Linked DNA regions of Mus musculus: all the other regions are linked to region 1. A link is a loop called in an ENCODE intact Hi-C map of the cell type or tissue named here. Cell type or tissue: left cerebral cortex. All regions are shown on one strand. Each heading gives the region's core, and the rest is flanking DNA. Links, peaks and the distances in the headings are about the cores only.

What was found. Peaks named below come from ENCODE experiments on the same cell type or tissue, not always from the same donor. Only the 100,000 strongest peaks of a DNase experiment are listed, where the experiment ranks them.
Region 2: a loop joins it to region 1, with 3 times the contacts of the local background. A loop is called at or near these places in 20 of 42 quality-filtered maps.
Region 3: a loop joins it to region 1, with 5 times the contacts of the local background. A loop is called at or near these places in 23 of 42 quality-filtered maps.

Annotation. Positions count from the first base shown.
Region 1 is chr11:116,915,728-116,923,541 of GRCm38, reverse strand. Mgat5b (mannoside acetylglucosaminyltransferase 5, isoenzyme B) reads right to left here and starts at 4,679. Exons shown (of 18, transcript NM_172948.3): 1 at 3,999-4,679; 2 at 90-202. The coding sequence starts at 4,066. In left cerebral cortex, for the core only: CTCF peaks have their summits at 3,636 and 4,749 (motif pointing left); DNase peaks (open chromatin) are centred at 4,401, 4,741, 4,986 and 5,982; H3K4me3 peaks cover 2,291 bases; H3K27ac peaks cover 1,257 bases.
Region 2 is chr11:116,989,738-116,997,551 of GRCm38, reverse strand. No RefSeq gene overlaps it. Among named protein-coding and RNA genes, the nearest start is that of Gm11728, 47 kb to the left of the region's middle. In left cerebral cortex, for the core only: a CTCF peak has its summit at 3,048; a DNase peak (open chromatin) is centred at 3,122; H3K4me3 peaks cover 360 bases.
Region 3 is chr11:117,039,460-117,047,273 of GRCm38, reverse strand. It overlaps Gm11728 (predicted gene 11728), which reads left to right and starts at 6,755. Exons shown (of 3, transcript NR_165620.1): 1 at 6,755-7,126. In left cerebral cortex, for the core only: a CTCF peak has its summit at 3,541 (motif pointing right); a DNase peak (open chromatin) is centred at 3,551.

The sequences.
Region 1 (7,814 bases), core at 1,765-6,764:
CCCAAAAAACCTGCTAAAGGGGCTGAGCTCAGAGGCATCGCCCCTCTGCTTCGAGGACATTCACATTCCTCTCCTTGCTTTCAAGGTACCTTCTGTGCGGATGGTGAAGGGCGAGTCCCCCAGGCGCCGGGCAGAGAACTGGCCTCCCAAAGATGTCATCAGGAAGCAGAGAGTGAAGAAGCCGATGCCCAGGACAAACAGCCTGCAGGGAGAGAGGAGCAGGGTGGGTCAGCAGAGCGCACAGCCATCTAGTGTCTTATTTCCAACTAGGAGAGGCACAGAAATGTTCTAAGCTTGAGCAAAGAAGCTGGGTGAGGTTCAGGAGGCTCAGGAGTTCAAGACCATCCTCAACGACATAGCAAGTTCCAGCCCAGCCTGGGCTAAGTGAGATCTCAAGCCAACAAAGAGCCAGCAAGCGAGAGAAGGGAGCGTGGGGGTGCACAGAAGAACCAGGGGCGGGGGTGGGGCGAGCTCCCGGCCCAGGAGGTTTCAGCTCAATGGGACAAAGAAACTGACCACATGAAAAAAAATAATAAGAATTCACATATAAGTAGAAATCTGAGCAAGGGTCAGCCCTTGATGGACTGTCAGATAGAGGACAGTTAATCTGGAGTAGCAAGTCCCCAACTTTGGTGTGTGGATCGGCGCTGGCTCCCAAGAACGATTAGAAACGGATATTCTTGAGCTAGGGACATAGCTCAACAGTAGAGCATTTGCCTAGCATACACTAGAGCCTAGACCCAATCTCCAGCACGGACATAGAAAGAGAGACGGGGAGGAAGGGAGAGAGGACACGGTAGGTCCTCCTTCCTGGATGAGATGCTGGGACAGGGCAGGCCATCTGCTTTCTTTATCCAGCTCCCCAGTGACTCTGGTCCACACTCACATGTGAAAAACACTGGTCCGACTAAACAGTGAGACCCACCTGGCTCCCATCAATCACCTGGGCCACCCTAGGCACTGCACATACAGCCTCTGCCATCTGCCATGAGCTCACTTGTCCTCATAGGGTGCCACAGGCCCCCAACACTCTTAGGTGACACAGTCTCAAGGCAAGGCCACATCCCCTCCACCCCCAGCTGTGCCCACTCTCCCCACAGACTTCTCTATCAGTCACGCATGCCCTGGTTTGTCAACCTGCACCACCGAGGGGAGGAATAAGGACATCTTCCCACCCAGGCATGGAGTGTCACACAAGTGTGCCTGCAGTCATGCAGGAGGGGGAGCGGGCCAAAACATGACATCATGCATTCTTTCAGCACACAGTCATTATCTAAGAGGTGCCAGACACTCAAGTAACCTGAAGTGACAGCTGGAACCCGGGCTTAGAGTCCCTGCCCCAAGCTCTGCCAGACCCAGTGCTCCATGCTGGGCTCTGAACAAGACTGAGCCGGCAGCACAGCCCTGAGCCGGCAGCACAGCCCAGAGAGAGGGCGGGGAGGAGAGGTTTTGAGACCCCCCCCCCTAATTCATCAGAGGACTTGATGGACTGTCAGAGCTGAAAGGGGACCCTCCCTTACCCCCAGGGCAGAGTGAGGAACCCCACGTGATATAGAACCAGGATAACCAAGAGGACCCCAAAAGTCATGTCAGGTGCTTCCACCTGTCCCACCTCCGCTCTGTCCCCAACCTAGGGGACTGTTTGTTGTCTTTCTGCAAGACTTGCTGTACACATTTATTTAATCTCCATTATTTTAAACCGACAGAGTAGTGTTTAATTAAAATTTGGTTCATTAAGGAAAACACATAATTGCCAAAGAAAAGAAGAAACAAAACAAATTTCGAGCCCGTATTTAAGGAAGCTGTTAGAAACTGAGTCGGGGAGGGAGAGAGGACCTAGACTCAGAGATTCCCAAGAGCTGCTTCAGGAGCAGCCGTGCCCCTAATTTGTTGGGGGATCATGGTGAGCTGCAGTAGGAAAGATGGTACAAAGGACACTTCTCTTACTTTGGAGGGACCTCACTGAATCCCTCCAAAGTAAGGGAAGTGGGGTTCAGAGCACACTCAGAGAGATCTTATGGGAGACTGGCAACTATCCTCTAAGCCTAAGGATGAAAAAAAGAGGGGGAGGGGTTTCCGAGTTCCAGTCTCTCAACCCCCACCCTGACTCAGCCATAGGACTGGGTTTCAGGCTGGAGATACAGGATGCTTGACATGAGGAAGGTCTACACCCTCAGCCTGGACTTTGAGGCCCCAATATACCTCTTAGCATCTCTCTACCAGTTACCCCACTTGGAGTCCAGGGAACCCCAAAAGCAGTAGTCATGTATAATACATATGATGGTCTCAACCACACAGGTAACATCTCAGGGGCACCTATAAAATAAAGGCCTGGCCAAGAACTCTGCTAGAGACAGCATTCCCAGACCTCCCTTGGGGATAAATGAAGTTAGGGTGATGTAATCAGATAGCTGCCCCTGGCCTTCAATCTAAAGTTCTGAGGGGGCCTGAAGAAGACTGGTTGCTAAGGGTCTCCACCAGCCTAGACAGGAGGTGAAGTTAAAGGGTTGGGAGTGAGTGGCAACTGATCTGGGAATCCTGTCTTCAGGCACACAGGAGGGAAAGCGGGCTCAGGGCGGGCTTAGGGCTGAGGGCGCTGTCTGTGGTGCTGGAGACCGCTGCTTGCAGTCATTACACCAGGTCCTGACTTCAGAAACGGGGGAGGGGGGGAGGTAAGGGGGGGGGGTTCCAGCGGGCTACAAAGCTGACTAGGGATTTGGGACCAGCCAGAACCCTCTCAAGTTGCAGGAATCCAGTATAGCTCTGGAAAAGCCAGAGTCTTTCCCTGGGCATCTTAGGCCAGGGATTTCTGAGACACTTCAAAACCCTGCCCTCAGTCCTCCGGCTCTACAGACCTTTGCATTCACACAGACAACCTGACTGCTGCTGTCCCCAGAGGCTGCCATCTCAGCCCCCACAGAACTGGCCCAGCATGCTGATGGCAAGAGGCAGGTGGGCCACATCACCTCAGCCCCAACCCAGCTGGGTACAGGAGGTTGTCTGGAGGTACCGGGGATCAACCCAGAACCTGGGAGAAAAGCCAGCACCTGCCTTAAGGTTTATGATCGGACTCCACCTGTGGCCTAGTCCCGAGTCCCACCCCCACAACGGTGCCCATCTCTCCCTCTGTGTCTTCTGAAGCCCAGCTGCCAAACAAGGCAGTACTTCAGGCCTCCCAGACACCCTCTCCCCTAGTCTGGCCTCGGGGCCTAGCTCTGCTGGAGTCTGGGGGAAGGAAGTGGGGTCCCTTCTTGGACCAACAGGTCTTAGCGAGTCTCTCACAAACTGCACCCCTGCCTGGCCAGGACTGTCCACGGGAAGGGAGGGAGGGAGGGAGGGAGGGAGGGAGGGAGGGAGGGAGGTGTTCCATGCACCTGCTATGCCTATCTAGTCTGTTGGAGATCCGCGATTGGGAGTGAATCCCTAGCAGAAGGGGGTCCTTGCCCCAATCTTGGGGACGTTCCTGTCAGACCCAGGTTTGTCCCCCACCAGGAAGATGAGTGAGATGCAGGGGGAGGGAGGGGGAGAGGAAGGGGGATGAACTAGGCAGAGGATGGGCGGGCCGACCTAGGAGACAGGCGGGACACCAGGGGTGCTTCCTAGGCACCCCACAGTAACTTCGCAGCTCAGATAGGACCGACAAGAGATGAAAAAGACCGCAAGGGGCAGGAAAGGGACTTGCTGGCTGGGGCCACTTTGGAGCCCAGGACCTTGATCTTGGTGTTTTCTGACTCCATGCTCACCTCTCTATACCTGATATCGTTCCAATCTTGGTCAACTCAAGAAAGATCCAGACCCGCACCCCCCCACACACACACATACCCCAACCCTATCTAATTCCGTCTTCCCATCCCCATGGCCCTCATCGAGAATAGACTCGCGAACCTCCTTTGCCACCCGAACTCGCACCCCCTGAGGGGACCGACCTCGCCCAGCTCCACCATGAGTCCCCTTGGGGAGGTCTTGACCTCCCTGCGCCAACCAGTAGAGAACTTTACCGAAAGGGTCTCAGGGTGACCAGGCATCTTCTGACCATTATCTTCCCATCTGGGTTGACTGTGATCATTGTTCAAACTTGTCTGGGCGAGAAGCCGGGGGCGAGGCCGGACGCACCGTCCTGGGCCCGGCTCTGACCGCCTCGGGAACCACGAAGCCGCTGCGGGCCGAAGCCGGGGGGTCGCAGCACCGAGGGAGCGCGGGGCACGGTGGCTCTGCAGCCCCGCGCGGGGCACGGCGCGGCCTGGGCGCGCAGGGCAGGGGTTCGGCGAGAGCTTGGGGCCGGGCGCTCTCTGCGTCTCCGCCCTCCCCGATTCACATTTTGGGGAAGGCGAGGCGGCGCGCCCCCAGATCGCCGGCCGCGCGTCTGCCTGCTAGGCTCGCTGGCTGGGCGGGACGGCGCCGCGGCGCGCAAACGGGCTTCCCGCGGCGGGCGCCCTCATTCCCGGGGCCCGCGCCCTCAGAGCCGGCTAGAGGCGGCCCCAGGCCCGCACCCCGGCCCCCCGCACCTTCCGGCCGCGCCGCTCTGCAGCCGCGCGCAGCGCCGCGCCCATGGCTTTGGGAAGGAACGGCTGCGCGCTCGCCTGCCTTCGTCCTCGCCCGCCCGCTCGCCCGCTCGGTCGCTCGGCCACCCGCGCTCCGGGCTCCGGGCTCCCGCGCGGCGCTACAACCCGAGGCGCCGCATTGTTCCCTCTGAGGAGGCGGCCCGGGAGCGGCCTCGCGTTTCCTCGGCGCCTGAGCGCCATCTGGTGGCCGCAGTCTCGCTGCGCTCCCTCCCCGGGCTGTGCGAGGAGGAGGGGGACGCGAGCGCGGGAGCCATGGCTCTGCGCCCCTCCCTGGACCATGCAACTTCCTAGGGCATCCAGCAGACCGGAGAGCCGAGGCTGCTCCGGTAACTGCATCGCGCAGGGGAGATGGGGCGCGGAGAGGGGACCCTTGTCTCTCCTGCAGAGCACGAGCCACCACTACCACCCCCAAGAGCTTCCGTACCTATGGCTTCTCACCCGCTGATTCTCTCGGCAACACCCACCCACCCTGAGAAACTCCCCGAGTCCTCCCACTTCTCACTTGCCTATAATAAACTGGGGCTGTGGCATTCATGCCAGGAGCCGTCAGCTGTATGCCTGAGGTCTAGCCTTGGACCCTCTCAATCACTGAGTTAACGGGCTTTCTAGTATACAACTAATGACCAAAAAGCTCACCAAGGCTCTTTAAAGTCAATTCCCAAACCCACAGGCTTAAATTTTAGCATTGTTGAGCCCTGCGCACACCATCCCTGCGTGTGTGTGTGTGTGTGTGTGTGTGTGTGTGTGTACTGTCCTGTCACTTCCTCACTTAGAGTTGATGTGAGTTTGGTCTTGACAGCCAGGAATGAAATTATCACCCAGGCTTGTGGCAGCTGGAGGCACCCAGACAAGATGCATGATTTAGAGGCCCAGCAGAGACCCCATCGCCCTCAGACATTTCCTTAGCCAGCTGGCTGGAGTGCCCGAATTTCCCTCCTCCATCCGTCACTCTTTCACTGAGGCACGGTCAGACTGCCCTTGCTCAATGCAAATGTGCTACCTAGCGAGCGAGCGAACACATCAATTCGCCAACACCAATTTATCGCCTGTTTTCTCGTTGGCGGGAGTAAGGCAACTAGGTAACAGGTGAACGCTGGTGGAGAAGCAGACAAAGCAGTCACCGCTGGTAAGGAAAGGCTCAAGGGAGGCAGAGAAAGCTGCAAAGGGCCTGGGGATGCCAGGGTGCTTGGATGGAACCAGGTTAAGATGGAAGAAAACACGGGTGTCCTAATTAGGTTTCTGTTGCCGAGATAAATATCCTGACCAAAAGCAACTTGGGAAGAGAGGCTATGCTTGGCTAACACTTTCCCCTGGCAGTCAATCATGAAGGGAAGTCAGGGCAGAAACACAAGGCAGGAACCTGAAGGCGGGAGCTGACAGAGAGACTGTGGGGGTGTGTGTGGGTGGGTGTGTGCAAAGGCCGTGGGGGAGTGCTGCTTACAGACTTGCTCTCCAAGGCTCCCGTCTGCTTTCTACACCACCCAGAACCACCTGCCCAGGGCGGCACCAGCACAGTGAGTTGGGACCTCCTACATTATTAATCAAGAACATGCCCACAGGCTTGCCTGTAGACCGCTATGATAGAAGACAGTTTCTAAACTGGTAAGTCCTGCTTGTGTCAACAACAATAACAACGAAAAACTAGCCAGAGCAAAGGGCTTTCTCCTGAGCTGGGGAGGAGACTCACCATCACAGACTGTCTTATACTCGGTACCCAAGGCTTTGGGGCACTTCCTGACCAGAGTCGTGCCTGTCTGGTTTTGGGTAGTGCTGATCCAGCCTGAACGTCTTAAGACCACGAAGGCTCTGCTGGCTCTTCAAAGTCAAGAACTTTGAATGTGGTCCAGAGAGATGAGAGATGCTGAGCATGCTGAGAGATGGCTCAGCATGGGGAGACTGGTGACCTCAGGACCTACAAGGTAGAAGAAAAGAGCCCACTCTCTCACATCCCCTGACTTTCACACTTGCATCATGGCATACATGTGACCTCACACATGCACACATGACACACACACACACAAAAGAATGTCTCTTCTGACCTGACACCTCCCATCTCCCCAAGCTCAAGGGGGGTTGTTTATGCCTCTCTGACATCCCTGAGGGTTGTCTGCCCTAGTAGGTATGACTGCAGTGTACCATCTGGGGAAATGGCCTTCCTTCAACCAGAACTTGGACTTAGAACATGGGAAAGGACACTCCCAGCTAGGAGTGGTGTCCACCTAGCATCCTGGTGCTTAGGAGGTGGAGGGAGGAGGATCAGCAACTTACGTCTAGCCTTGGCTACACAGTGAATTTGAGTCCAGCCTGGGCTACATGAGACTCTGTTTCAGAAGGAGGTAGCTCCCCACTGACCTCTTCCTCTGGATCTTACTCTATTGGAACTGTCCATATAGACAGCAGAGGGATTGCCTGCCTCTGCATTGAGCAGCAGGCTCACAGCTAGTGGAGACGCAGAGGAAGAGCGAGGGTTACTTGCTATGACAGATTGTTTAGCCGTGTGCTTGCTTTTGCCAGCCTTGTCTCTGCAGTCCAGTTCAGTGCACATGGCCCCCTTGCTGGGCACAGTAGGAGAGAAATTATGAATCTAGTATTATGTAACCTTGAACACAAGAGATCTGTGCCTCAGTTCCCCCACTGTGACTCGGGCTATTTATATAGCACTGGCTTCACAAGGTTGCTATGTGGATGCCTGCCATTATTTCTGTCTGCTGTAGCTGGCACCACTGGTGCCTGCATCTCCTCTACACTCGCCTCTACACACTAAAACTACTGTTCCTGAGACAGTTCTGCTTGTGGGGAGAGGCTGTGGGGATATGACCACTTTCAGGGAGAAAACTGAGGTGGCCCCAGAAACACCCTGCAGCAACAGATAGCTATCCTGCCTGTGTCCCACTTAGGTGTGATACTCCGAGCCTCGTGTCCCACACACTCCTGGTAAGACAGCGCTCTTGTTGCTGAGTTGCCCATTACTCTATGATTCCTTGTGTCTGAGAATAGCCACCCTCTCTGTCCCATGACAACTGTCATTCTTCAGCCAATACTCTTGGGGTCAGCTCCCAGACAAACGATTGCACTTGAGTCCCTGTCTCAGAACCCCAAAACCAGAGCCTTGCAGAATGGACCCAGGGTCTTCACCCCTGGGACACAGCAGACTCAGCTGTGGAACTCAGCAAGACCAAAGCTTTATTCTAATTAGGTCCCTGATGTCACCCTGTTGGCACACCTGTGCTTTGTCTTGAGGCAAGGTCTCAT
Region 2 (7,814 bases), core at 1,027-6,026, 75 kb before region 1:
TTGTTTTCATTTAGTGTGTTTGTGTGTGTGTGTGTGTGTGTGTGTGTGTGTGTGAGAAGAGGGCATGGATGTCCTGGAGCTGGCAGCTGTGAGCTGCCAAGGGTGGGTGACAGGAACTGTAGTCTGGTCCTCTGAAAGAGCAGTATGCACTCTTAGGTGCTCTGCTGTCTTTCCAGCCCCAATTGAAGAAGAGGAGGAGGAGAGGAAGAGGAAGAAGAGGAAGAAGATTATAAGTTCTGCAAGGTTCCTTCTCCCTTCCCAAGAGCTCTTCACACTGCAGGCCAGGACAGCTGACTCGGCCAAGGGCAGCTTGCTTTTCCCTTCCTTAAAAGCAGGCTTAAGTGCAGCCATTACCACAGCAGGGGTCCTTTGAGGAGGCAGCCAGAGGGTGGCAGGATCCATGACCAGTGTTTGTCTTCACTCATTTGCTTTGCATCTCTGCCTTGGCAGAGATAACTCTGTAGGGAGCACTTAGAGAAGAGCCACCGCATCGCATCTCACATCTCCTGACTTACCCCCCCTGCACCCCTGGAGGGATTCCCTTTCAACCACTTCTGATTTTTGTCTATCTAGTGGTTATCTGGAGATTCTAGATAATGCCCTGTATTCTTCCTTTTTCAATTTGAGCTGAAAGCTATTGGCTTCACAGGGGGAATCCTGAGAGTTCACCTCCCTTGTCTTCCCCTCCACCCCTCTCCGCCTCAGCCTCTATCTCTGTCAGTTCCCGCTGGTGCCGGATCTTGTTTGTGTCCTTTGGAGCCTCGTTTAACTCTAACTCATGAAACCCTTTATTTCAAGTTGCATCAACTTCTGAGAGCAACCCTGCATCAAAAAACCAAACCAAAACAAAAATTGTGTGTAACATTGCCTGAATGTATGTATGTGACTGTGGTGCCCACAGAGGACAGAAGTGGCTTCTGGGCCCTCTGGCGCTGGAGTCACAGGTGGTTGTGAGCCTTTTTGTAGGCGCTAGGAACTGAGCCTGGGTCCTCTACAATAGCATCCAGTGCTTGTAACCACTGAGCCAACTCTCCAGCAGCCTCCATATGCATAGACCTCCGAAGGAAGGGTCATCCCAAGAATAAAGTGAACTCGGCAGGCTCTGTCGGAGGCTTTCATGACACAGACATGACTGGGCATTTTTTGATGCTTATACCAAGATAGGATCTGCCTGCCGTTTGTGTGATTTCATTTGCTTCTCAGTGTTCTTACACCCATTTTACATCAAGAAACTTGCTCCAAGACACATAGCTAGTCAAAAACAGGCAGTTTCTAAGTCCTTTTTAGGTGACATGAAATCCAGATGCAGACCACTCAGCAGTGTCTTGTGGCCTCCAGAGCCACCATTGCCAAGGCTCTCAGATGTCACCGAAGTCTGTATCAGGCAGCTGAAGTTGTCCCTGCAGGCCCTCGGGTTTCCTCCAGGAGACTCCAGGCTTCCCTGAGGGGTGACTAGGGAACTGTGTGTGTATGGGCCCAGTTCCTGAGAGTGCGTGGTAGAGGTGGAGATCTCACGCATGTGTTTTTTCCGCCAGAGGACAACCTCAGGTGTTATCCACAGGAGCCATTCACCTTCTTTAAGATAAGATCTCTCATTGGCCTGGGACTTGTGGATCAGGCTAAACTGACAAGCCAGCAAGCCAAGCATCTGCCTGTCTCCTGCCCAGTCCTGAAAAAAGTTTTATTTGTTTGTTTGTTGTGTTTTTTTTAAAAATATGGATTCAGGAGATCAAACCCTGGGTTCTTACCGTTGCCAGGCAAGTGCTTTACCAATTGAGCTGTCCATAGTCACCCATCCTCCTTGCAGTCCTGGGGATTGAACCGTGCTATGGTGAGGGTGCACCAACTGAGCTCTGTCTCCAGCTACGGAAGCCACATGAGGACCTTTATGGATGGGGCCTCTCTGGGTGCCCAAACCTATAGCAGAGCCATCCTATTCCCTCACTTGAGCCAAGTATCCAGTGATGTGACTATGCACGGGAGCATCACTAAAGCCATGGACAAGAGCCACAGCCGCCGCCACCCCACTCCCGAAGGCATTCTTTCCTCTGTTCTGAGTCTCAGAGCTGGAGAGACTTTCCTGAGACTGTCCAGCTGCCAAGTGGCAGAGCTAGATTATAACCTCAGGTCTGAAAGCTTTTTGTGGCAGATGTTCCTTGAGCAGCTCCAGGCAGGGCTCCCACCAACACCACAGCCCCGGTGCCACTAGAGGAAAACCCAGAGGCCTGATTTCTGACCTCAAGAGTCCTCCTGCCTCAGTATTACCAAGGCCACTGTTTCAGGTGGCTCTCGGGAACTGGGGGGGGGGGGGGGGGAATGGGGGGGATGGTTGAACCCTGGTTACTGCTCCTTTTCCACAGTCTGGGAAAAGCGGCCACAAAGCTGGCTGTGGCCTGAGCCTGGTCCCAGGGCTTCTGAAGGGCCCAGCCGATGGGGCTCAGCCTGGATCCAGGCCTCCAACAGGGGCTCGAAGTAGGGAGGAGGGCTTGGTGCGGGAGTTAATCACACAGCCTCAGACACACTCCCAGAACTGGCTGCCTGGGAAATGCTGCTTGAGGGACGATGGAAACAAACTTCCCGGAGTCCAGGTTAGGAGGGGTAGGATGTGCTGTCTGGTTTGTAAGGGGGATTGTCACCAAAATGGAGGCAGAGAGATAGACATCACAGAGGCATTTAACTCCGGGTTTCCCTTCAGGTTGACGTCTGCGCTGAGGAAGGGGAGCCTGAGTGCTTGGGTCAGAGTGCCCATGGGGAAGGTGCTATGCAGGGTGTGCACGGAGGGGGTCTCGGAACCCTGGGCCGGGGCTGGAGCCAGAAAAGGTCCCTGCTAGCGATGTCTAGCTAATGAGCTTATTCCGTTTCTCCCCATCTACAGAAGGGGTTTTGGGGTACCACTGTATGGCTGGGAGCGGGGCGGGGAAGCCTTGCAAAAATTAGTGTTCTCGGGTCGGGTAGCTCAGTGGAAGAATGCTTGCCCAGCGGGCTTGAGACCCTGGGTTCCATCCCCTCCACTACAAGAAAGCATTTCCCATTCTCACCACAAGGGGTGATCTTGAGCTTTGTGATCAATCCCGCCCTCGGGGGACCCTCACCTAGAACCCTCTCCACCATCGCACCTGAGAGAAGGAGCTGGCAAGGGTTGGGTGTGTTTGGAAGGGGGTCCCCAGGCTCCAAGCCTCATGCATAAAACAGAGAGACCTTTTCCTCCAAAGCTAATCAAAACCTCCGGCCCAGAGATTGCAAATGAAGCCTTCAAATCATTTCCCTTGCAAATGAGGCGGCTGCTCCGCAGCTCAGGCTAACACCTCATCGACACCGCGGTCGGTCGGTCGGCTCTCAGCCCCGGAAGCCACTCCGCACATTTCAATTAGCCTAACGGGTACCGGGGAAGCAGATGAGGCCGGGTGGGCACCTCAGCCCTGGTTCCCCCACCCCACACAGAACCCTGCTGAAAGCCTGGAGAGTTGGCATTCGGTTCCTACCGGTTCTGAGCTGATTTCCACTCCAGTGCCCCATCGGGCTTGCAAGCCCATCTGTGCCCATCACCATTTCCTTCATAAGTCAAGGGAGGGTGGAGGCAGCGGGAGCGACGCCGCCACCCAGGGCCATACCCACCTCTGGATTTAAGGAAGCACCCAGCTAGCTGGGCCTGGTAAAGGCGCATGGGCCTGTAGAACTAGATCCAAATAAGCAAGAGGAAGAGGTTCTCGGGAAGCCTCAGGATATCTCAGTCTCCCCTGTGTGGTAGGGAATAGTAGAAGCATCGCCCTTATAGGGCTGGTGCCTCCCTGTTCCACACCTAGTACTCAGTGTGGCCTGTGGATGTTGCTGGTCCATCCGTCGCGCTGAATACCCCTGGCCTGAGAGCACCCGCCTGTAATCTCAACACTTGGGAGAAGAAGCCAGGAGAATCAGGAGTTCAAGGTCTTCTTTAGCTACAGAGTGAGTTCAAGACCAGATCGGATATATAGGACTCTGTTGGTAAACCAAGGACCATGCAGCGTACCTTCAGTGACCCAGCACCAATGGCCACAGCAGCCGCCACCACTAAATGCGCCCCCCCCCCCCTTATCTGCCTCTCATTTTCTCTGTCTCTCTTTTTCTCTCCACTCTTGCTCAGATGCAGCCTCTGTATTACCCACCCCCACCCCCCAAAAAAAAACCTCTCACGTGAGGTCTCTTGCATGGCGTGACTTTGTCATGTTCTTTGGCCTCAATCTGCCAAGGTATTCCTTCTGCAGTTAAACCCTAACACCTAGTAAATGAAAGAAAATGAAAAATGGAAGGGCGGGAGGGAGAGATGGAGGGAAGGAGGGAGGGGAGGAGAGAGGGAGGAAGAGGAGGAGGGAGGGGAGGGAAGGAGAAAGGGGAGGAGGGAGGAAAGGAGGGGAAGAAAGAAGGGAAGAGAGGAAGGGAGGGAAAGACAGGAGGGAAGAGAGAACAAAGCCAGATAAGACAGCTTAGCTTCCATCCCAGGACCCCAGTGGTAGGAGAGAACTGACTCTGAAAAGTTGCCTTTTGACTTCTATGTGCACACCACAAGTCAGGTTTCTTTTAGCACTTCCCTCTAGCTTTGATGCCCACCCGGCCACTACCTCCCTACACAGCCATCCTGTTGCCCAAACAGCCGCTAATTAAGTGTGAGCTTGCAACAGCTCCTTGAACTTATGGGGTCTCTTGTTAAGGTCAGCGCTTCTCTCTCCCAGATATCAGACCAGGCCGCTTCCAACTCCCCACAGAGGAGAGATGAAGTCGCACTATGGCTCTGCAGCCCCAACCCTTAGCAGCCACAGGATAAACTTACGGTCCCCTCTAGCGTCTGCCTCTGTAGGCTGGGCCAAGCTAGGTCACTCCCTGTTGCTGTAATAAACGCCAGTGACCAAAGCAACTTGGGGAGAATCCGGTTTATTCTTGTTTACAGGCCACTGTCCTTTACTGAGGTAAGTCAGGGTTAGAACTCAAGGCAGGAAGCTGGAGGCAGGAGCTGATGCAGAGGCCATGGAGGACTGCTGCTTACTGACTTGCTCCCCCATGGCTGGCTCAGTTTGTTTTCTAATACGGGACTATGTGCCTAGAGGTGACACTGCCCACTGTGGGCTGGGCCCCCATAACAGTTCAATCATCCAAGAAAATGTTCTATAGACTTGCCCACGGGCCAAACTTATGAAGACATTTTCTCAATTAAGGTTCTTTTCTCAGATGGCTCTGTCCCCCATCAAGTTGACAATACTATGAAGTTTGCCCATCTTCCTGAAAAAAAAAGTCAAAACTCTCTTTACTTTCTGGAACTAAAAAGTCTGCCTCTCCCTTCAGGATGTCCATAATAGATGGCAGCCATTTTTACTTCCTCCTACCTCTTGGCCCGACCTCAACTGTCTGTCTGAGGTCATGTGACTCTGTCCTAACAGCGCTCCTTCGGAAGAGTGACATCATACCAGCTCTGTCCTGCCCTTTTTTTTCTCACCCGTACTTAATGTGCCTAATTTACAGTGTAGGCCTGAGCCCGGCTAAGGGGAGATGTCAGAGGTCACACATCTTCACAGCAGCAGGGCAAGGTCAACATACCGGACACCCCAGGCTTCAAATCAGGCCCTGCCATACCTGGCTGCGTGATTTGGTACAACTCCAAGCCCTTTCTGTATTCTTGCTTTGCATCGTGAGGGGCTCTGAGAGCCCTCACCCTGAGGGCTGGAAGACGTTACTGAAGGGACATTTTTATAAAGGTAAAATTATGGCTCCATCAAAGAAAACGAATGGGCATCGGAGGTGTGATGTAACTCGTTAATTTGAGAGGGTGAAGACAAGGTGTTGGAGCCCAGTGTTCAAAGGAGAATTCTGGAAACAGATATGTCATCAGCTGGGGATGTCAAATCAATTTGCAAACATGCTGAGATGAATTTGCAGACAGCTGTGGGCCCGGCTGCTGGGCTGACCGACTGAGCTAGCACACACTCAGACCCGTCCTTTCAGTCAGAGATGTGCTGTGTGGAGTACACCTAGGCCTGTCTTCCTGTTCCTGCTCTAGTTCCTGCCCGGACTCCCCTCCATGGTGGAGTGCAGCTTGGAAGTTCACGCAAACCCTCTCTCCCCTGGGTATTGTGGTTACTTGTCATGGCAACAGATGAGGCTACACCAACCACCTCCCCCCCAACCCCCCGACTGCAGATCCACAGCCTCATCTCCACTGAGGTTTTATCCTTCAGTGGGGTGGTCTGTCCCCTGTGGGCTGTGAGTTCTCTAAGGTCAGTGCTGGGTCCTGCTGCCTCTCCTGTATCGGCTCCTGATACAGATTGGTGTGTGGAGGAGAGCTCTTGGTGCCGCTTCAAGGATTTGACAAAAGTTTGACACTGGGCTAGGACAAGGATGTAGGCTCAAGATCTCGGTCATGTTGATAAGTCCCTGAATACCATGGCGCCTTTGTGTATGCCTTATTTGTTCCTTGACTGCTTTGCTTATGCCTTAGAAATGACCCTATTCTTTGCAGGTACCTAGAATGATATAAAAGTAAACTGGAGGGTTGGAGAGATGGTTCGGCGGTTAAGAGCACTGACTGCTCTTCTAGAGGTCCTGAGTTCAATTCCCAGCATCCACATGGTGGCTCACAAACATCTATAATGAGATCCGATGCCCTCTTCTGGTGTGTGTCTGAAGACAGCTGCAGTGCACTCATATAAATAAAAATAAATAGATCTTAAAAAAAATAAAAGCAGACTGGAAAAAATTGAACCCTCTTCAGCATTTGCTGGAGTCATGTTATAGTATTGACTAGCTGTCTTTTTTTTTTTTTTTTTTTTTTGATCCTCGCTCCCTCTCTTGAGACCCTGCTGACTGACTGAGCTGTGGTACACTTCCATTGCTTGCCCTGGAAACACCCCATGCTGGCTGGACCGAGGAGGGGCTGGGCCTGGCTTTCTGTTCCTTCTTGCTCCCCTATCGACTGTTCACCCCATCTCAGAGATTCCTCTTATATTTTCATTAGTTTCTACTGAATAATTAAAACAGGAAATTAATACTTTCATCATGACTGAATACAGTCATCCCCCACCCCCACCCCGGCTCTGCTCCGGGAGTTGAGGGACTGAGAGCTCTTTTCCAGCTTCAACACAGGGCCAGCTGGGCTATGTGCTCAGAAATTGCTTTTTAATTGATGAATGGATGAATGAATGGGCAGACAGAAACAGCACTTCCAAGGCCAAGACAGCTGTTTGGAAGTTTCCAGAATTAAAGCTGACTCCGTTCCCTCTGGGCTGCGTTGATTTTGGGCTTTTGCAGATCCTCACGTAGCCCAGGCTGGCTTCCGACTTGCTGTGTAGCTGAGAATAACCCTGAACTCCGGATCTTCCTGCCTCTGTTTGCTCTGTGCTGGGATTACGGGCAAGGCTACCACACCCTAGCATGGCTCCAGTTTGGTACTATTAAAATGAAATGGAAATTTCAGGGTCTCTGGAGTTTAGACACGCCTCGAGAATTCTTATTTCCTCCGGGCTGCCTTCCACCCAGAGCTTACTTGCTGGTTTCCAGCCTTATCCAAAAGCTGGGTTCTTTTGAGACACATTCTTTTTTGTTGTTGTTGTTTTTGTTTTTGTTTTTTGTTTTTTGAGACAAGGTCTCTCTGTATAGCCCTGGCTGTCCTGGAACTCACTTTGTAGACCAGGCTGGCCTCCAACTCAGAAATCCGCCTGTCTCTGCCTCCCGAGTGCTCAGATTAAAGGTGTGCACCACCATGCCCAGTTTGAGACACATTCTTACTATGCTGTCCTGGAAATCACTCTGTAGACCAGGCTGGCCTTGAACTCGGAGATCTGCCTGCCTCT
Region 3 (7,814 bases), core at 1,027-6,026, 120 kb before region 1:
TTGTATAACTTTCCATTCCATTAAGCAGCTATCCCCCTGCCTCAGACCCCACTAGTCTGCTCTCTCTCTGTGTTAATTTGCTATACTAGACGTTACCTTCTTACACATAGAGACACATGTGTGGCCTGGATTGTCGACCTTTTGGCCGGCCTATGCTGGACCTGGGGTCTGAGGGCCTGAAGGAACGGGGTGACTACCATCTTACTTCAGCTTCTGTGTGTTTTTATACAGGACTGAAACAAAGAAGGCTATGATCCAAGCTTGTCTGAGTTCAGAAAAACATGTAAATAAACACCAGTAAGCACACGCTAAATGTCAACAGAGCTGCCCTTTCCCAGAACTTTCTCAGGACAGAGCCAGCTACACACAACCGTCTAGCACATACTGTGGATCATATCTGGGCAAGCACGCAAGTAAGGCAGAAGGCCATATGCAGACTCTGGGCACAGGGGCCAGATTGGGTTCAACAGCTATGATCAGATGTCCAACAAGAATAAACATGTCCTATCAGTTGAGTGTAAATGTTTGTCACAGGAGGCAGGAAATCAAGTCTGAGAACAATCCAGGAAATAAAGTGCTCCCTAGGTAAAGGCCTCTGCCTTGCCCCGGCAGCCTCTCACAGGTCCCGGGCATTGCTCGCCGTGGGTCACTCTTTTGACTGTGTTCCGACGTTGGATAATGTTTTCACGGTTCATCCTTGTAGTACCTGTCAAAGCTCAGAAAAAAATAGGTGTTTGTTGTTGTTTTTGTTTGTTTTGTTTTTGTTTTTCGAGACAGGGTTTCTCTGTATAGCCCTGGCTGTCCTGGAACTCACTCTGTAGACCAGGCTGGCCTCGAACTCAGAAACCCGCCTGCCTCTGCCTCCCGAGTGCTGGGATTAAAGGCGTGCGCCACCACACCCGGCTGTATTTTGTTTTTTAAGTTAGGGTTAGGTGTAGCCCAGGCTGGCCTCTAATGCAGTGTGAACTCTGATCATCTTGTCTCCAGCTCCTAAGAGCTAAGCTGTACCACCAACCCCCGGCTGTGCAGTGCTGGGCATTGGTAGCAGAGTTTCATGCACACTAGGTAGGCACCCATGAACGGAGCTACAACCTCTTCTCATGCGTTCTTCCTCATGGCTGGAAGAGCGCCTCTCTGCGGGTGGTGCACACTGCATGGCTCCATCCACCCTTTGCCCACTATGAAGACGCTGTTGTGCATAGCCCTGTCCGTGTACTTAGTGTGTGTGTGTGTTACATGTGTATGTATGTACTTGTTCAATGTGTGTGAATGTATGGGCATGTAGGGGCACACACATACACATGTGTGTGTGTAGAGGCCAGGGCCTAACATATGTCTTCCTCATCTGCTTTAGTTTTGGAAACAGCGCCACTCACTGATTCTGCTTCTCCAGGCATCTGCTTGCCTCTGGCTCCTCAGCCCCAGGGTGATACGCTCACACTGCTGGCCCAGATGACAGACATCGCTGTGCTCTGTGCTCTGCCTTTTGCTTAGGTTCTGGGGATCAGAGCTCAGGCCTGGCAAGTCCTTTACTAACTGAGTCCTTTGCTTTCCTTTTCAGTTCTTCTCAACTGACTCTCAGAAAGGTTGTGTTCTCATTGGGTAAGTTTTGGCATAGGAACACTCAGGCGCCACACGCGTGTGCACTCACACTTCTGAGGTAGCAAAGGCTGGGTCTTGGGAAGACACGCCAGGCCTTATGCCCTTTGTTAACATTCAGTGAGCAAAGAGGGTGAATGAAAATAAGCCCTGCAGCTCCCATTACACAGAGTGGCTTAAAAGCAGGTGACCTGGGCTGGAGAGATGGCTCAGTGGGTAAGGGCACTGACTGCTCTTCTAGAGGTCCTGAGTTCAATTCCCAGCAACCACATGGTGGCTCACAACCATCTGTAATGAGATCTGATGCCCTCTTCTGGTGTGTGAAGACAGCAGCAGAATACTCATATACTTAAAATAAATAAATCTTTTTTTAAAATCAACCCCCAAATAAAACAGAAAAGAGAAAGAAAAGGAAGGAAGGAAGGAAGGAAGGAAGGAAGGAAGGAAGGAAGGAAGGAAGGAAGGAGAATACAATCAGAAGGTGGAATAGTGTGGAGCCATTAAGCATATCTCTGAGGATGCTGGAACGCTGGCTCAGCAGTTAAGAGGACTTCCAGGGGACCCAAGTTTGGTTCCCAGCATCCATCTTGGATGCTCACAGCAGCCTATAACTCCATTTCAGGGAACCACTGCCTCTGGCCTCTTTGGGCACCTGCTCTCCCATGCACATAGACAGACACAGACACATGAAAAATTACAAAGTATCTTTGAAGCCATGTGACCCGAGTGAGGCTGTATGCAGCAGAAGAGGCAGGGCAGATCTGCACCTGGTGCAGCAGGTGTCTGGTGTGTGAATGGTCTGCATCTGCAGGGGAAAGCCAGGAGCAACTGAGCACTAGAGCTAAGGGCTGTGGGTCCCTTCCTTGCAATTCCAGAATTTTCACATTTTCTACAGTGAACTGTGGAGGCAGTGAGTGAACAGTCCCACAGACTCAGAGCAGGGCCATCCGCAAACCGGGGGCCCATCAGGCTGGCTACATTGGAGCAAAGGAGCCATCAGATCTCATTACAGATGGCTGTGAGCCACCATGTGGTTGCTGGGATTTGAACTCAGGACCTCTGGAAGAACAGTCAGTGCTCTTAACTGCTGAGCCATCTCTCCAGCCCACATTGGAGCACTTTTAAACAAACAAAAGCAGGCTTGGGAAATAGCCTAGTGGCTAAAGTATTTGTCATGCAAGCATGAGAACCAGGGTTGTAGTTCAGAATTTGGGGTTTGGATCCCCAGATCATGCATAAATACTAGGTCAATGTGGTGATCTCTAATTCCAACCTCAGAAGGTGACAGGTCCCCAGAACAAGCTGGCCTTACAAGACTAGCCACATTAACGAGCTCTGGGTTTGATTGAGAGATCCTGCCTCAATGAATAAGGTGGCTGTGGATGGCAGACAATTCCTAACATTAGCCTCCAGCCTCCACATACATACGAACCATGTATTTGTACATAGTGTATGACCACACATATAAAACACACGCACACTTTCTCACACACCTTTACACACATGCATGTACACACACTCTCACAACACATCTTTACACACACATATGCGTGCATACTCTCTTACACACACACACACTCCTTTACACACACATACATGCACACATATGGAGAAAGTTCTGTGATCCTCCTGTCCTTAGCAGGCTGGGTGGGTTGGATCTTGGGTGTGGGCTGGACTATACTCCCTGCCCTGAACTAAATCCTGGGCTGGGCAGAATCCTTCCAGTCGTACACTCTGCAGTGAGGTGTCTCTCAGGGCTGCCAGTGCCAATGTGAAAGGTTCTGCTGCTGTCCAAGGGGACCTACATTCAGGCCTTGTCTTTCATTCCTCCGGCTCTGGAGGAAGGGAAGGCTGACCTGGGGGAGGAGAGGGAGAACTTGTTGGGAGGCTTCTCATCCCCTCACCCCCACACTTCAGGTGTCCCTGGTACTGCGGCTCTTGGACACAAGGGGGCGCTCCGAACAACACCTCTAGGTGCTTCAACGTGTGGAGAAATGAGAGCGAATATCTCCTTGTGGAGAGGGCCACAGCCACCCATTCTGGGGAGGAAGGAAGGCCCTGGAATGAGTTCACTTTGCCTGTGCAGGCTCCGAGGACAGTGGCTTGGCCAGTTCTGCAGAGGATGCTTGCCGTCCTGGGGATGACACAAGCTCTGGGAGGCAGGAGCTGAGACTGGGGTGCCTCCAGCCAGCTCCCCAGCCCTGCTGCCTGGGGACTCCCCAAAGACAGTCAGCAGGGGACAGTGGAAAGGGCAGCTGCTTCTGGGATTGGTAGGAAATCATCTGCCTTAGGTGATCTGGGCTCTGATCCAACCCACACATCCTGCTAAGGGCAGGAGGCTCTGCAGGTGCCTTAATTCTCAAAAATAGAGAACACGAACTTGCATGTATGTGTGCTTGCATGTGTGACTGTGTGTGGACAGCAGAGTGCCCTCACGACTGCAGAGAACAAATGAGCTTGTACATGCATATGTGCATATGTGTGCATGCATGCATGCATGTGTGTGGGCTGGCATGTATGCTTCAATACTCCTTTATAACTGCAGGGAACTGATTCTACTCCAGGTTTTCTGAGGTAGCACTTGGTCTTAGCCCTCCTATTTGGAGTTATATATGTGCATGCACACAGGCACAGATAAACCCAGAGACTCAGACACACCTAGGCATGTACACACAGAGACACAAATGCATACACAACACCTTTTACTGATCAACTGCGATGTGACCTGGGTACCACAGAACTAACCATAAACTTCCGTAGCTCCTAAGCCGTGCTTTACCACCTGTGGTTACCTCCACTGAGTCAGGACCTAAGCAGACACGGGGACCCTGTGCCTCAGTTGCTCCTTAGTGGTGCCAGGTTTTTCTGTCAGAAGGGAGAGACACAGCTGGGCAAGGGCGAGATAAATGGCTGGGGACTCGGCACAGTTGGGGAACATTCAGGTAGCTGCTCAAGGCGGTGGCAGATGGGACAGTTGATCCTCATCTTTCAGGTGACCAGCTTCCTGGTCCTAATCCTGTCCCATACCCATAGGGTACTTGAGCCTGGCTCTGCTCTGTGACCTCCTGATATTGGAAGAAAGCCCAGGAGGTCATTCTTTCCACCTCGATGCCATCGGTTGCCCCAGAAGCTGCTGAGCGTCCTGGCTTCTCTGCTTCTAAGCCAGTCACTGCGCCTGGTGAACCATGAACCTGGCTTCTTGGGAGGTTTCCAGCTCTGTCTCCTTTATTCCTTCAGAATTTCAGAAATGTGCTATTTCTTCTGGGCTTTCTCTGTGCAGCACATGTGCCCTGTACCCCCCATGAGCTGGGACCACCAAGAGATGACCAGGTCCTTAGCTATGCGGCCAGATGGGATCCTCATGACGAAGTGAGATCTGGTCTGTGGATGAGTTCAGCATGTACTGTGAAGCCTGGTAGCTCTCGACCCCTCCCCTGAATCATGTGCTGTCCACCATAAGGTGATTTCTCATGAAGAGCCTCACTAGATTCAGGCTCCTCCCTGCCCACCCCCCACCCCCACCCCGGCTCTGCAGAGTGTCAGACCGTTGCTTGCATCCCTGGATGGCCAGTCCCCAAGCAGCCCCTGTGCAGCCAAGCCACACAACAGCAAGAACAGAGCTGGGCAGGCTCTACCCAAGGCTTCAGCAAGCCTGGTCCTTCCTGCCCTGCTGCTGAGCTCAATATGGGGCACATACATGCTGGATAGTGGTGGGAGTGTGTGTGTGTGTGTGTGTGTGTGTGTGTGTGTGAGAGAGAGAGAGAGAGAGAGAGAGAGAGAGAGAGAGAGAGAGAGAGAATGCACGAATGCACAGGAGCACTGAGGGGGCATGCCCACATCACTCCCTCTCACCCAGTTCCATTGGGTGCTGGATGGATCCTGTCGTTTTGTTTTGTGTTGTTTTGTTTTATTTTTTCGAGACAAGGTTTCCTGGAACTCACTCTGTAGACCAGGCTGGCCTGGAACTCAGAAATCTGCCTGCCTCTGCCTCCCGAGTGCTGGGTCTACAGGCGTGCGGCAACACCGCCCCACCTGGATGTATCCCGTCTTGTTCCTTTGGTTCTCACACAATCAGTGACACTATTTATTCACATTGCTTTGGGCACGTTGCTTGGTTTTTTGTTTTGTTTTATTTTGAGACAGGGTCTCACTCTATAGCCCAGGCTGGTCTGGAACTCGCTATATATCTCAAGCCAACCTCTAACTTAAAAGCAATTCCCCTGTGCTGGGTTTATAGGTGTGAGCCACCACACTTGGGTCAAATCACTGTTTTATGGATGTGTCAGATTTCCAGAGCCTAGAATTGTGGTGACAGCACTCACTCAGCAAGCTGCTCCACGCCCCTTCCATCCACCATGCCCCCTCCATCCTCCCCCCACCCCCGAGTGCCCCGCTACCCCCTACCCCCCCCCCCCCCAGGACCAGGACCTGTGCTGCTGGGAGTGTCTGCAAACACTCCAGTCTGAGATTCAAGATGCTTCCAGGACAGAATTGGCGTTAATTAGCTGAAGATGGTGGGGACGGGGCTGTGGGGGAGGGACAGAGGGAAGCCTAGAATGCCTACAGAAGAGTTGGATTTTTGCTGTGGGCTCTGGGGAGTCAGACCAGCGGGGGAGGGACAGCTGCAGATGGACACCTCTCTCCCCTCCCCATGCTTTGCCAGCCTCAGCACCTTGGAAACCGAATGTTCCCTGGTGGTGGGAAGAAAAAGACTGACACTTAAAATAAAGCAAGCCCCAGGGCACCCTTTCTGTCCCAGGAGGAGGCAGATCCACCACTGGGAGATGGCTGGGATGTAGCCTTCTGGAGAAGGCTATGTGGATGCTGGTGTAGCCAGGAGCCTCCCACAGGTGGGCTCTGGGCTAGCTCTGCTCTGCTCTTGTGGGTAGAAACTGAACCTCCTCCTCATCAAGGGGGCTGAGCTGCTTGTTTCTGGTTAGCCCTGTGCTGCGGACTCAGTTTCCCTGCTACTTCAGGGATTATTCAAACAAGCCAACCCCTTCCTGCCCTTCTTTGTGTGTTTTTATCTGTTATTTGTTTTAAGACATTTTTGTTTAAGTAGATGTGTGTGTGTGCCCACAGGCTCTGCTCGTGTGTGTGTGTGTGTGTGTGTGTGTGTGTGTGTGTGTGTGTGTGTGTAGGCAGAGCACAGCCAGGGGTTAGATTTCTCTTTCTACCATGTGGGACCAGGTATCAAACTCAGTGGTTCGACTCTGGTGGCAAGCACTGAGCCAGCTGGCCTGCCCTCACTGTGCCTTTGTGATCGATGAAGCCTGCTGCTTTGTTCTGTCGCCAGGCATCACCCACACATTTATGCCCGGCACACATTGTGTTCTCTTCCCTGCAAGATCACGGCACTCATGACCAACCACGAATTGAATCTGTCCAGGGTCAGGTGTGGGTTCAGCTGCCCCATAACCCTAGAATGGAGTTCCTTCCTGCCAGCAGGGTGAAGAGGAAGTGATTGGAATAGACACTGTCTTTCCAGAAGGTTCCAAGGGTCTTAGTGCTGGAGACAGAAGAACAGGTAAGAGCTGGATGGTAAGGCCAGAGGAGGTGGCTGGCCATGTATGCAAAGGACTTAAGGCTCTCAGGGGACATGGAGAGGGACCTGAAACCAAGGGAGTCCAGCAGGCAAGCGGGGGGTGGGGGGCTTTGCCTACAGAAGCTTGGGCTGTGGTGTGTGTCAGGCAATGAGCCTGAGTCCCTTGACACCCGGTCTACAGGCTTAGCTCCTTTTTTTAGGGACATTTTTAAAACACATGGCCTGGAAGGACAGGGAGGCAGTCCACAGCTCACAGGATGTAAGGGATATGGCAGAGGCTGGAATCTTCTGCTGCTGCCTCTGTTGACAAGCTGAGCTAGCTGAGTCTCTTTTATGTTGCTCTGGCTAGCCTGAAACTTGCTGTGTGGCTAAGCTGGCCTTGAACTTGTAGGAGTCTCCTGCCTCTGCTTCCTAAATGATACTGAGATTGCAGGAGTGAGGCATCATACCTTACCCTGTCTGTCTATCTCCCCCCCCCCCCCATGTTTGTTATAGTGAAGGATACACCAGCCTTCCTTCGTGCTGCTGCAGGTAACTGGGGCCAGAGCTGGGTGGGGTCTTCTGAGATATAGTGGCTTAACGGCCCACTGTCTTCTTTTGCTTTGTTTTCTAACTATCCTTCACAAACCCACCTGAAACACGGAAGAGCAAAGTCTTGCAGCCGCAGTGC